Regions from separate parts of the Homo sapiens genome. Here all the other regions are linked to region 3. The links are chromatin contacts, found by Hi-C or POLR2A ChIA-PET in ENCODE. All regions are on one chromosome and are shown on one strand. Each heading gives the region's core, a stretch centred on a gene start or an enhancer-like site at or near the end of the contact. The rest is flanking DNA. Distances are from core to core; before and after follow the strand shown.

Evidence for each region. A loop is a pair of places that touch in the nucleus more often than their neighbours do. ChIA-PET counts read pairs that join two places held with the same protein, here RNA polymerase II (POLR2A). Pooled maps may share reads with other maps.
Region 1: a pooled map shows a loop between it and region 3 (11-fold over the local background). The contact joins the promoter of CDIP1 here to the promoter of DNAAF8 in region 3. A Hi-C loop is called at or near these places in 2 of 37 single-sample maps with no recorded cell type and 12 of 50 pooled maps. POLR2A ChIA-PET finds 5 or more read pairs at or near these places in 6 of 52 experiments (CD4-positive, alpha-beta T cell, Caco-2, Panc1 and 3 more).
Region 2: a pooled map shows a loop between it and region 3 (4-fold over the local background). The contact joins the enhancer-like site here to the promoter of DNAAF8 in region 3. A Hi-C loop is called at or near these places in 2 of 50 pooled maps. POLR2A ChIA-PET finds 5 or more read pairs at or near these places in 11 of 52 experiments (A673, AG04449, AG04450 and 7 more).

What each region holds. Positions count from the first base shown.
Region 1 is chr16:4,537,011-4,540,224 of GRCh38, reverse strand. It overlaps CDIP1 (cell death inducing p53 target 1), which reads left to right and starts at 1,452. Exons shown (of 6, transcript NM_013399.3): 1 at 1,452-1,523. It also overlaps a transcript of C16orf96 not described here. RefSeq lists silencers at 1,536-1,825, 1,836-2,055.
Region 2 is chr16:4,975,325-4,978,527 of GRCh38, reverse strand. The region is part of intron 2 of SEC14L5 (SEC14 like lipid binding 5); the gene reads right to left. Among named protein-coding and RNA genes, the nearest start is that of SEC14L5, 19 kb to the right of the region's middle. Within about 2 kb of position 1,592, at least 8 of the 41 ENCODE cell types and tissues checked have a DNase peak (open chromatin) inside an H3K27ac peak, as active enhancers do; they include OCI-LY7, where a contact is called at or near this core.
Region 3 is chr16:4,732,602-4,735,811 of GRCh38, reverse strand. DNAAF8 (dynein axonemal assembly factor 8) reads right to left here and starts at 1,275. Exons shown (of 10, transcript NM_139170.3): 1 at 1,114-1,275. It overlaps ANKS3 (ankyrin repeat and sterile alpha motif domain containing 3), which reads left to right and starts at 1,541. Exons shown (of 18, transcript NM_133450.4): 1 at 1,541-1,874. RefSeq lists silencers at 1,416-1,645, 1,696-1,755.

The DNA of each region.
Region 1 (3,214 bases), core at 203-2,702, 200 kb after region 3:
CGTCCCTTCCTCTCCTTCACAGTCCTGGGCATTTTGTGGTTTCCTTGTATACTGTCTGTAACAAAGGAAGTACCTGAGCAAGTAGCCACCCAGTGGGTTCTTCTTCCTGGCTGCCCAGATAGAGCCAATGTATCAAGACAGGGGAACTGCAATAGAGAAAGAGTTTAATCCACACAGAGCTGGCTGAATGGGAGACCAAAGTTTCATTACTCAAATCAGTCTCCCTGGAAATTCAGAGCCTAGAGTTTTTAAAGGGTAATTTGGTAGATAAGCTGCCAAGGAGTAGGGAGTGCTGATTGGTGGGGTGGGAGATGAAATCACAGGGTGTTGAAGGATGCAAGAACTGGTTGAGTCAGATTACAGCTCTAGGTGGCCTTGGCTGGTGCATCAGACTGCAGGGTCAGAAAAACACCTAAGAGTACCAATCTTAGGTTTTACAATAGTGATATTATACCTAGGATCAACTGGGGAGGTTTAGAATCTTGTGGCCTCTGGGTGCATGACTCCTAAACCGTAATTTCTTTCTTTCTTTCTTTTTTTGAGATGGAGTCTCAGTCTCTTGCTCAGGCTGGAGTGCAGAGGCATAATCTCAGCTCACTGCAACCTCCATCTCTCGGGTTCAAGCAATTTTTGGGCTTCAGCCTCCCTAGTAGTTGGGATTACAGGTGCGTGCCACCATACCCGGCTAATTTTTGTATTTTTAAATAGAGACATGGTTTCACCATGTTGGCCAGGCTGGTCTCAAACTCCTGACCTCAAGTGATCCACCTGCGTCAGCCTTCCAAAGTGCTGGGATTACAGGCGTTAGCCACTGAGCTGGGCCCTAAACTATAATGTCTAATCTTGTAGCTAACGTGTTACTCTTACAAAGGAAGCCTGGTTCTCAGGCAACAAGGGGGTTTGTTTTGGGAAAGGGCTGTTAACTATCTTTGTTTCAATATTAAACTATAAACTAAGTTGCTCCCAAAGTTAGTTCTGCCTATGCCTAGGAATGAACAAGGACAACCTGGAGGTTAGAAGCAAGATGGAGTGGGTTAGGTCAGCTCTCTTTCACTGTCATAATTTTCTGTTGTAATTTTTGCAAAGGCAGTTTCAAGCGCAGGGACAGTGACCGTGTGGTTCAAGGTTTTATGTAATGCACCTCCCAAACTCAATAAATATTAGTCGCATAAAAGAAAAAATGCAGCCCTGGAGGAAGATGCCCTGCCCTGTTGCTGGCATGAGTGAAGAGGAGGCGCTCACAGGGACGGTTCTTTCCCTATTCTCCAGCCTCGTGTACATTGGGCAAACAGGCCCCGACCATCCCACGTGCTCAGCCCCAGCTCTAGGCCAAATCGCCTCCGCTCCCACTGACGTCATCACGGCGCATCACGTGCCTCCCGAGACCCCACCCCCCACCGTGACGTCCCGGGCCTCGGCCCTGGTCCAAAGTCTACCCGCCTCCTTGTGACAGAAGTGCGACTGCCAGCTGCCGAGGCGTTCGGTCCTGCTGTTGCGGCCGCTGCCCCAGGGCTGCGGGGACGGTGAGTCGACTGGACGCATTCGGAGACGGCTTCGCGCGGGAGCCCTCCTCCCCGGGGGAAGGGTCTGGGCGCCAGCTCTCCTCAGGTCGGGGCGTGACCTCGGACCGTGGCGCCCCCTCCCCGCCCCCGCCCGCGGCGCCTGGGCGGTGCATGCCGGGCACCGTAGTCCCCAGCCTCTCAGAGCGGGTTGTGGTGGGGGGGGTGACCGGGCGGACTACAAGTCCTAGAAGCCTCTGGGCGGTGGGGTGGGCGGTGGGTTGGGGGGTTTCGTTGTGCGCGCAAAGCCGCGCGGGGCTGAGGGTCTTGTTCTGCCGGCGCCTGTCCGGACCCGGGCCCCTCTCCGCTTTCGGCCGGCCTCGGGCACCGGGCTTCTGGAGGTAAAGCGGGGCCGGCGGTTGGGGCGCGGCATGGCGGGGCCCGTCCTCCCCTCAGGGCGCTGCCGAGACCTAGCGCGGCCCTGGGGATGTCGAAGCCGCTGCGGTGGCGGGGCCCGGGCGGGCGCCCCGCTGTGTGCCGCGGGGTTGTGCGCCCGGAATGGCAGCCTGCTCGCCCGCACGTTTTTCCGTCAGGGAAGGTTGTGGAAATTGCCATCTCCGTCTTGCAGGGCGAGACGGGGAGGGGAGGGGTGGGAGTTGTTTTCTCAAGGAAAGGGGGTCGAGGAGGAGCCCCGTGGCCGAGCCAGCCCCTGCCGAGCCCCGCGGGTGACCTTGGCCGTCCCGGAGCCCAGCAGTGTCCTGCACCCGCGCCCGGCTCGCCGACGTGTGGAGTCGGGATGTGGCGCTCGGCCGCGCATCCCCGGCGGAGATGGCGACGGCCTGGCCTAGCTTGGGGCTAGGAGTCGCGCCTTCGAGGACCTTGGCTTAGCGAGTTCCTTGGGGGGCTTCTCAACAGGTGTTAGATGAGGTGGGGCGAGTGGCTGTGAGTTCCTCCAAAGGTGGGCTCAAGATCCTCTGCGTCAGAACCACCTGGGGCTCTTGGGAAACGGGCAGATTCCTGGGGCCCACCCCAGGTGTTGGGATGCTGTAGTTCCGTCGCGCTGCCCAGGAATCTGCATTTAGTAGGCTCCCCAGATCATTCCCGGGCGCAGCTGGGGCTGAGAACCTGTCCCAGTGAGGGGGTTGGCGGGCCCGGGGGCAGGGACGTTCCATAGTGTTTCTGCCAGTTTCTTCTGTATTCTGGGGCCTGATGCTGGGCGGGGCGGTGCCCGGGCAAGTTACTGCTCTCCTGGGTTCTTTGCTGCTTCCCTTGGGGCCGATCTAGGTAGAACTGGGTGGAGGGAGGCGTGCCAGCTCTGCCTTGCCCTCTGCCCTTAATCGGAAAGGTTATGCCCAGTCACTTGCCAGTCTCAGAAGACTCCCCCTCTACACATTCAGTTACGAAAAACGTGAAACATACAAAAGTTGAAGGAATTTTACAGTGAACACCCACAGACCACCACCTAGAATGTAGAGTTAACACTTTATTGTATTTCATCACATATTTGTCCAACCAGCAGTCCCTCTTGTTTTTTGTGTCAAAGTAAGTTGCAGATATCAGTGCCTTTCCCTCCCAAATAAGCATGCATGTCATTAATTAGAGTCTTAGAATTGTTGTTTATTGGGTTTGACTTTTTTATCTTCTTAATGGTTTTTACCTTAATGGAAGCCCTGGGTATTTAGAAATCCGTCTCTCACCCTTGAGAATTTGAAGGA
Region 2 (3,203 bases), core at 343-2,842, 240 kb before region 3:
AGAATCGCTTGAGCATAGAAGGTCAAGGCTGCAATGAGCTATGATTATGCCACTGCACTCCAGCCTGGGTGGCAGAGCAAGATCTTGTTTCTTTTTTTTCCTTTTTTTTTTGAGACGGAGTCTGACTCTGTCGCCCAGGCTGGAGTTCAGTCGCGGGATCTCGGCTCACTGCAAGCTCCGCCTCCCGGGTTCACGCCATTCTCCTGCCTCAGCCTCCCAAGTTAGCTGGGATTACAGGGGCCCGCCGTTACGCCCGGCAAATTTTTTTTGTATTTTTAATAGAGACGGGGTTTCACCGTTTTAGCCGGGATGGTTTTGATCTCGGGGCCTCGTGATCCGCCCGTCTCGCCCTCCCAAAGTGCTGGGATTACAGGCGTGAGCCACCGCGCCCGGCCAAGATCTTGTTTCTTTAAAAAATAAAATAAAGGCTGTGCACAGTGGCTCACACCTATCCTCCCAGCACTTTGGGAGGCCGAGGCAGGTGGATCACTTGAGGCCAGGAGTTCAAGACAAGCCTGGACAACATAGTGAAACCCTGTCTCTACTAAAAATGCAAAAAATTAGCCAGGCGTGGTGGTGCGCACCTGTAATCCCAGCTACTCGGGAGGCTGAGGCATGAGAATTGCTTGAACCTGAGAGGAGGAGGTGGCAGTGAGCCGAGATCATGCCACTGTACTCCAGCCTGAGCGACAGAGACTCCATCTCAAAAATAATAATAATAAATAAATAAATAAAATAAAAACACTGGCTGAATAAAATTCAAACGCCTGCCAAGTGGAGAGGGACCTTACCTAGAAGGGACCAGGGAGCCCCGGAAGGTTATAGAGCACCTCTCTTCGCAGGATGGTTGTGAGGCCTTCACAGGTCCTGGGCTCTACCCATGTCAATCACATCACACACATTAAAATGCATCCACTTTCCGTGATTTACATATACATGAGCTCATCACAGTTGAGGTCCAGATGACAGCCTGGCATGAAGTTGCCCTTGGTAGGCATTTAATTCAGCATGTGTTCATTTTAACTCTGCAGGTTTCTTTTTCTTTTCTTTTTTTTTCCTTTTTTTTTTTTTTTTTTTTTTTGAGACGGAGTCTCACTCTTTCGCCTAGGCTGGAGTGCAATGGCACGATCTCAGCTCACTGCCGCCTCCGCCTCCTGGGTTCAAACGATTCTCCTGCCTCGGCCTCCCAAGTACCTGGGATTACAGGCACCCACCACCACACCCAACTAATTTTTGTACTTTTAGTAGAGATGGGGTTTCACCATGTTGGCCAGGCTGGTCTCGAACTCCTGACCTCAAGGGATCTGCCTGCCTCAGCCTCCCAAAGTGCTGGGATTACAGGCGTGAGCCACTGCACCTGGGCCTGCAGGTTTCTTTTTGTATTCTGGAATAATTACATTTATTTTCTTTCCTTGTTAAACATTGCTGTGACCTTGAGAAACTGTGGGCCGCAGGCACCCTGCCCTGGGAGAGGCCCTGGCAGAGACCAAACAGGGCCCAGCCCCTGTGCCTTTCATACCTCCCAAGGTCCTACGGGATCAAACAGCTGACGGGACCTTTCTGTGTTGGAAACCAGCTCACACCACTAGTTTTGTCCCTGCCTAAGAGCCTCAGCTGCCGGCTCCTGTCCCTACAGTTGGCTTGACCACCCACAAATGAGACCTGAGCCTCTCCCTGCTAAACAAACACATGGTTTGGTGCTCTCAGGAACACAAGGCCACAGAAGGATTCAGTTACAGCCCTTCTGCCAGGTGGCTGGAGAGGACATCCAAGCCTGCCTGCTCAGAAAAGGAGATGGTCCAAAGCCCAGAGCCCACAGCTGCAGGGCCACAGTGGGGCAGGCAGGGACCAAGCAGGGCTGCCTCTTACGGGTCCCCATCCTGGAAAATCCATATTGACACAATTAGCATCTGGAGATGGGAGGCTGGAGCTAAATAGCCCTGAATTCCCACCCAGACTTGCCCAATTCCAGGCTGGGTAACCCCTCTTTCATTTGTAAAGTGCAATAATCATAGAACCTCCCAACTAGCACTCAGGTGGGCCTATTTTATTGCTTCATACATCACAACTACTGAAATAGGGTCATCAGCCGCTGATATCCCTGAATTTGCAGTGCTTTGCAAAATGCCTAGCACATAGTCCACACTCAATAGACATTTACAGGATGAATGAATGAACAACAGCATAGCACCGCCCTTAAGAGAGTGGGCTCTGGGGCCTGGGTTGGGATCTCTGCTCTGCCTCTCATCAGCTGTGTGAAAAAATCATCAAGCTCTCAGTTCCTTAATTCCTTTGTGTGTAAAAGGGGAAGTAAGAAAAGTAGCTACCTTGCTACTTGTCAGAAGAATAAAGGAGTCAGCTCATGCAATGTGCTTAGAGCAGTGCCTGGCACATGGTTCATTCTACATCACCATTTAAGTAAATTTAAATTTTAAAAATGAGTGAGATTCTGTAAAGTACAAAAAGCTATTTCTGCTAATCACTTGACAGATGATCCCTCCTCCCCTCCTTCCTTCCTTCCTGTTCTTCCTCATCCAAATTCAAAGGAAGCTGGAATGCCACTTACGCCAAAACGTCCAGTAAGAATGCAGAAAGAATATCCAAGCTGCACCAACATCTTCCAGCCCAATGCTCTCCCTTCCCTTTTCTATTCTGCAGGCCTGATTTGGGGGCCTGGCCACTACGCAGCCACTGAGTAAGGTGCCCCCATCGCCTGTCATACTCTTCAGGAGTCTCCCTATCAACCCCTTTCCTTCCCCCTGCAAGTCTAGGGGACCTCAGCACAGATGTGATATCAATCTACTCACCTCCTCCAACTCTTTTTTAAAAAATTGAAATATGGGTATCTACCCAAAGGAAAAGAAGTCATTATGTGAAAAAGACACATACACATGTATGTTTATAGCAGCACAATTCACAATTGCAAAAATATGGAGCCAACCCAAACGCCCATCAACCAATAAGTGGATTTTAGAAACGTGGTATATATACACCACGGAATACTACTCAGCCATAAAAAGGAACAAAATAATGTCTTTTTTTTTTTTTTTTTTTTGAGATGGAGTTTCGCTCTGTCACCCGGGCTGGAGTGCAGTGGCATGATCTCGACTCACTGCAAGCTCTGCCTCCCGGGTTCACGCCATTCTTCTGCCTCAGCCTCCCAAGTAGCTGGGACTACAGGCGCCCACCACCATGCCCAGCTA
Region 3 (3,210 bases), core at 26-2,525:
GCTAACATTTTTATTTTTTGTAGAGATGGAGTCTCCCTGTTGCCCAGGCTGGTCTCAAACTCCTGGCCTCAAGTGATCCTCTTGCCTCAGCCTCCCAAAGTGCTGGGATTACAGGCATGTGCCATCGCGCCTGGCTGACAGTTTGGAGTCACTAAGTGATTTTTTTTTTTTTTTGGAGTCACTACTCTGACCAGCCCCTGCATTTATATCTTAGAGTCTTAAAGGAGATGGTCCTGTTATTCAGGGGGCTGGGGAGCTTGAGCTTGAGAGCTGGGGGGTGAGGGTCCTCTAGAGCCAGTGTCAGGAGAACTCTGCAGCTCGAGAGGCCGCTGTGGCTTTGGCCCTGCAGTCAGTGCCCGTTCATCCCCAATCAGGGCAGCGGCAGGAGATGTGAATTGGGGGCTGCTTGCTTCCTCTGTACTTCTGGGAATAGGGCAGGTGCTTGGTGCACTCTGAACTGGGAGCAGCGGGTTGGGGACGCATCTGGTGCACACAGCCAGCGGGTGTTTTTTGTAACTAGAGCTCTGTTCCGCAATTCAGGGCACAGTATTTCTTAGGGCAACAGAATCGTCGGGATGAAGAGGGCCTCCAGAGACTCTGATAAACCCTTCAGGCGGACAAGACAATAGGGGAGGGAACGGCATTACCGGCAGAAGGAAGAGCATGTACAGTAGCTCAAAGGAATGAACCGCCCAACAGGTTTAAGGGAAGAAAGTGTCAGTTGCTGGACTCTCCGGTGAAAACGGACCAGACAATGCAGGGCCCTGAACGCCAAGTTGAGGAGCTCAGAGCATCCAGAAGGCGAAGGGGAGGCTCGGAGCCGCCTCTGAATAACGGCCTTCCGGCTCCGTCTCGGGGTGGGTTTCTCAGCTGCAGCCTGTTAGCCCCGCCACAGCCCCGCCCCGGTTCTCAGAGCCCCGCCCCCAGCCGGCCTGCCACGAGGCTGCCGGTTGTTATGGCAACCAGACGCCAACAGCCTCCCGGGTCGAGCTTTTAAATTTTAAAGCTGTGGAAGTGGAAAGCCCATCGCTCCTCCTCTCACCCACCCCCAGCCCGTATTTCCCCGCGTTTTGTTCAACTCCCTGCAGGCGCAGCAGGCCCGAGGCCCCTCACCTCAGGCCTCTGCCTCCACTCCCCGCGCTGTCCTGACAGCGCTATAAACAGCCTCCAGCGCGTCACTCCGCTCGCGTCCGCCCCTCGGGCCGCGCCGCAGGTACAGAGGCTGTCCCCTTCTTCAGCACTCTCCCTCTCAGCGGAGCTTTACATTACTAGACTGCCTCCGCCTTCCCCCCACCCCGCCCAGCTCCTCTTTCGGGCCTTTGCGCGTCCTGCCTCTCCTGCAATGGGATTGGTTCCCCTGGAGGGCGGGGACGGAGCAGGACAAACACCACTAGCTCATTGGCTACCGCGGGCATCAGACAGCGAGCCGGGAAGCTGACCGGAAGGTCCGGGTGCGGGACGTGTGCATTCCACGGCGCCCGGGAGCTGTCCCGGTGCCGACCCGCGAGCTTCCCGGCGTGCTCCGCGCCCTCCCGCAACTACTTCCGGGGCGGGTGCCGGGGGCGGTGCCCCGGCGAGGGAGCGTGGCGGCGAGCTGTTTGGGGGGGGTTGGCGACGGCAGCCCGAGGGCGGCGCAAGGCCTGAGGCCCAGCACAGGTGGGTTCCGCGGCGGCCCGGCCCCAGCACTTGCCGGCACCTGCAGCCCGCCTAGACCCGGCGCTCGGGCGTCCCGCGCTGCACTTGCTCGCCGCGTGACTGGAGGACCGAGCCCCCACATTTTCTTTATGTGGTTGTGGTGGGGGCACAGTAATGCCCTGTGCGCCGTAGCGTTCCTGTGGGGATGTGGCCGGGGGGCGTCGGGAAGCGTCACTGCTGTGAGTTACGGGTTTGTCGGCCAGGGACCCGCCCCGGGGCCAGTGAGCTACCTTTGCGATGCGGTTCCACGGGGCGAGAGGGGGTGCCTGGGTGCTTTCACAGACCTCCTCTGTGGGCGTGACAGTTACCACCAGCATCACATTTGTTAAGATTTTTAAAAATTTTTTAATTTTTGTGGGTACGTAGTAGGTGTATATATTTATGGCGTATATGAGAGATTTTGATACAGGCATGCAGTTCGTAATAATCACATGTAAAATGGGGGTCTCCATCCCTTCAAGCATTTATCCTTTGTGTTACAAACAATATGATTATACTCTTTGAATTATTTTTAAATGTGCAGCCGGGCGCGGTGGCTCACTCACGCCTGTAATCCTAGCACTTTGGGAGGCAAAGGCGGGCGGATCACCTGAAGTCAAGGATTTGAGACCAGCCTGGCCAACATGGGGACACTTCGTCTCTACTAAACATACGAAAACTAGGCTGGCATGGTGGCTCATACCTGTAATCTCAGCTACTCGGGAAGCTGAGGCAGGAGAATCGCTTGAACCCAGGAGGCGGAGGTTGCATTGAGCCGAGATCACGCCGCTGCACTCTAGCCTGGGTAACAGAGTGAGATTATGTCTCAAAAAAAATAATAATAAATAAATAAAATGTGCAATTAGATTATATTGACTATAGTCACCCTGTTGTGCGGTCAAATACTAGATCTTTTTTTTTTTTTTTTTTTTTTTGAGACGGAGTCTCGCTTTGTCGCCCAGGCTGGAGTGCAGTGGCTTGATCAAATACTAGATCTTATTCATTCTGTTTTTTTTGTATCCATTAAGCATCCCCACCCTCCACTACCCTTCCCAGCCTTGGTTACACTAGAAGTAACCATCCTTCTACTTTCTATGTCCATGAGTTCAGTTGTTTTGATTTTTAGATAACCACAAATAATTGAGAACATGCAATATTTATCTTTCTGTGCCTGGCTTATTTCACTAAACATAACGATCTCCGCTTCCATCCATGTTTTTGCAAATGATAGGATCTCATTCTTTTTTTATGGCTGAATAGTACTCCATTGTGTCTAAGTACCACATTTTCTTTAGGATTCACTGTAAAGGTAACAGATACTTAGCATTTTCAGAATGGACAGAACCAAAAAGTTGAATGAAAACTAAAACGTCTTATCTCTAATGCTACTTTACACCACACCACTCGGGATGGGACATTTTAGTTTTCACTTTAGTGTTTTTTTTTTGTTTTTTTTTTTGAGACAGAATTTCGCTCTGTTGCCCAGGCTGGAGTGCAGTGGCTTGAGCTCGGCTCACTGCAATCGCCTCCCAGGCT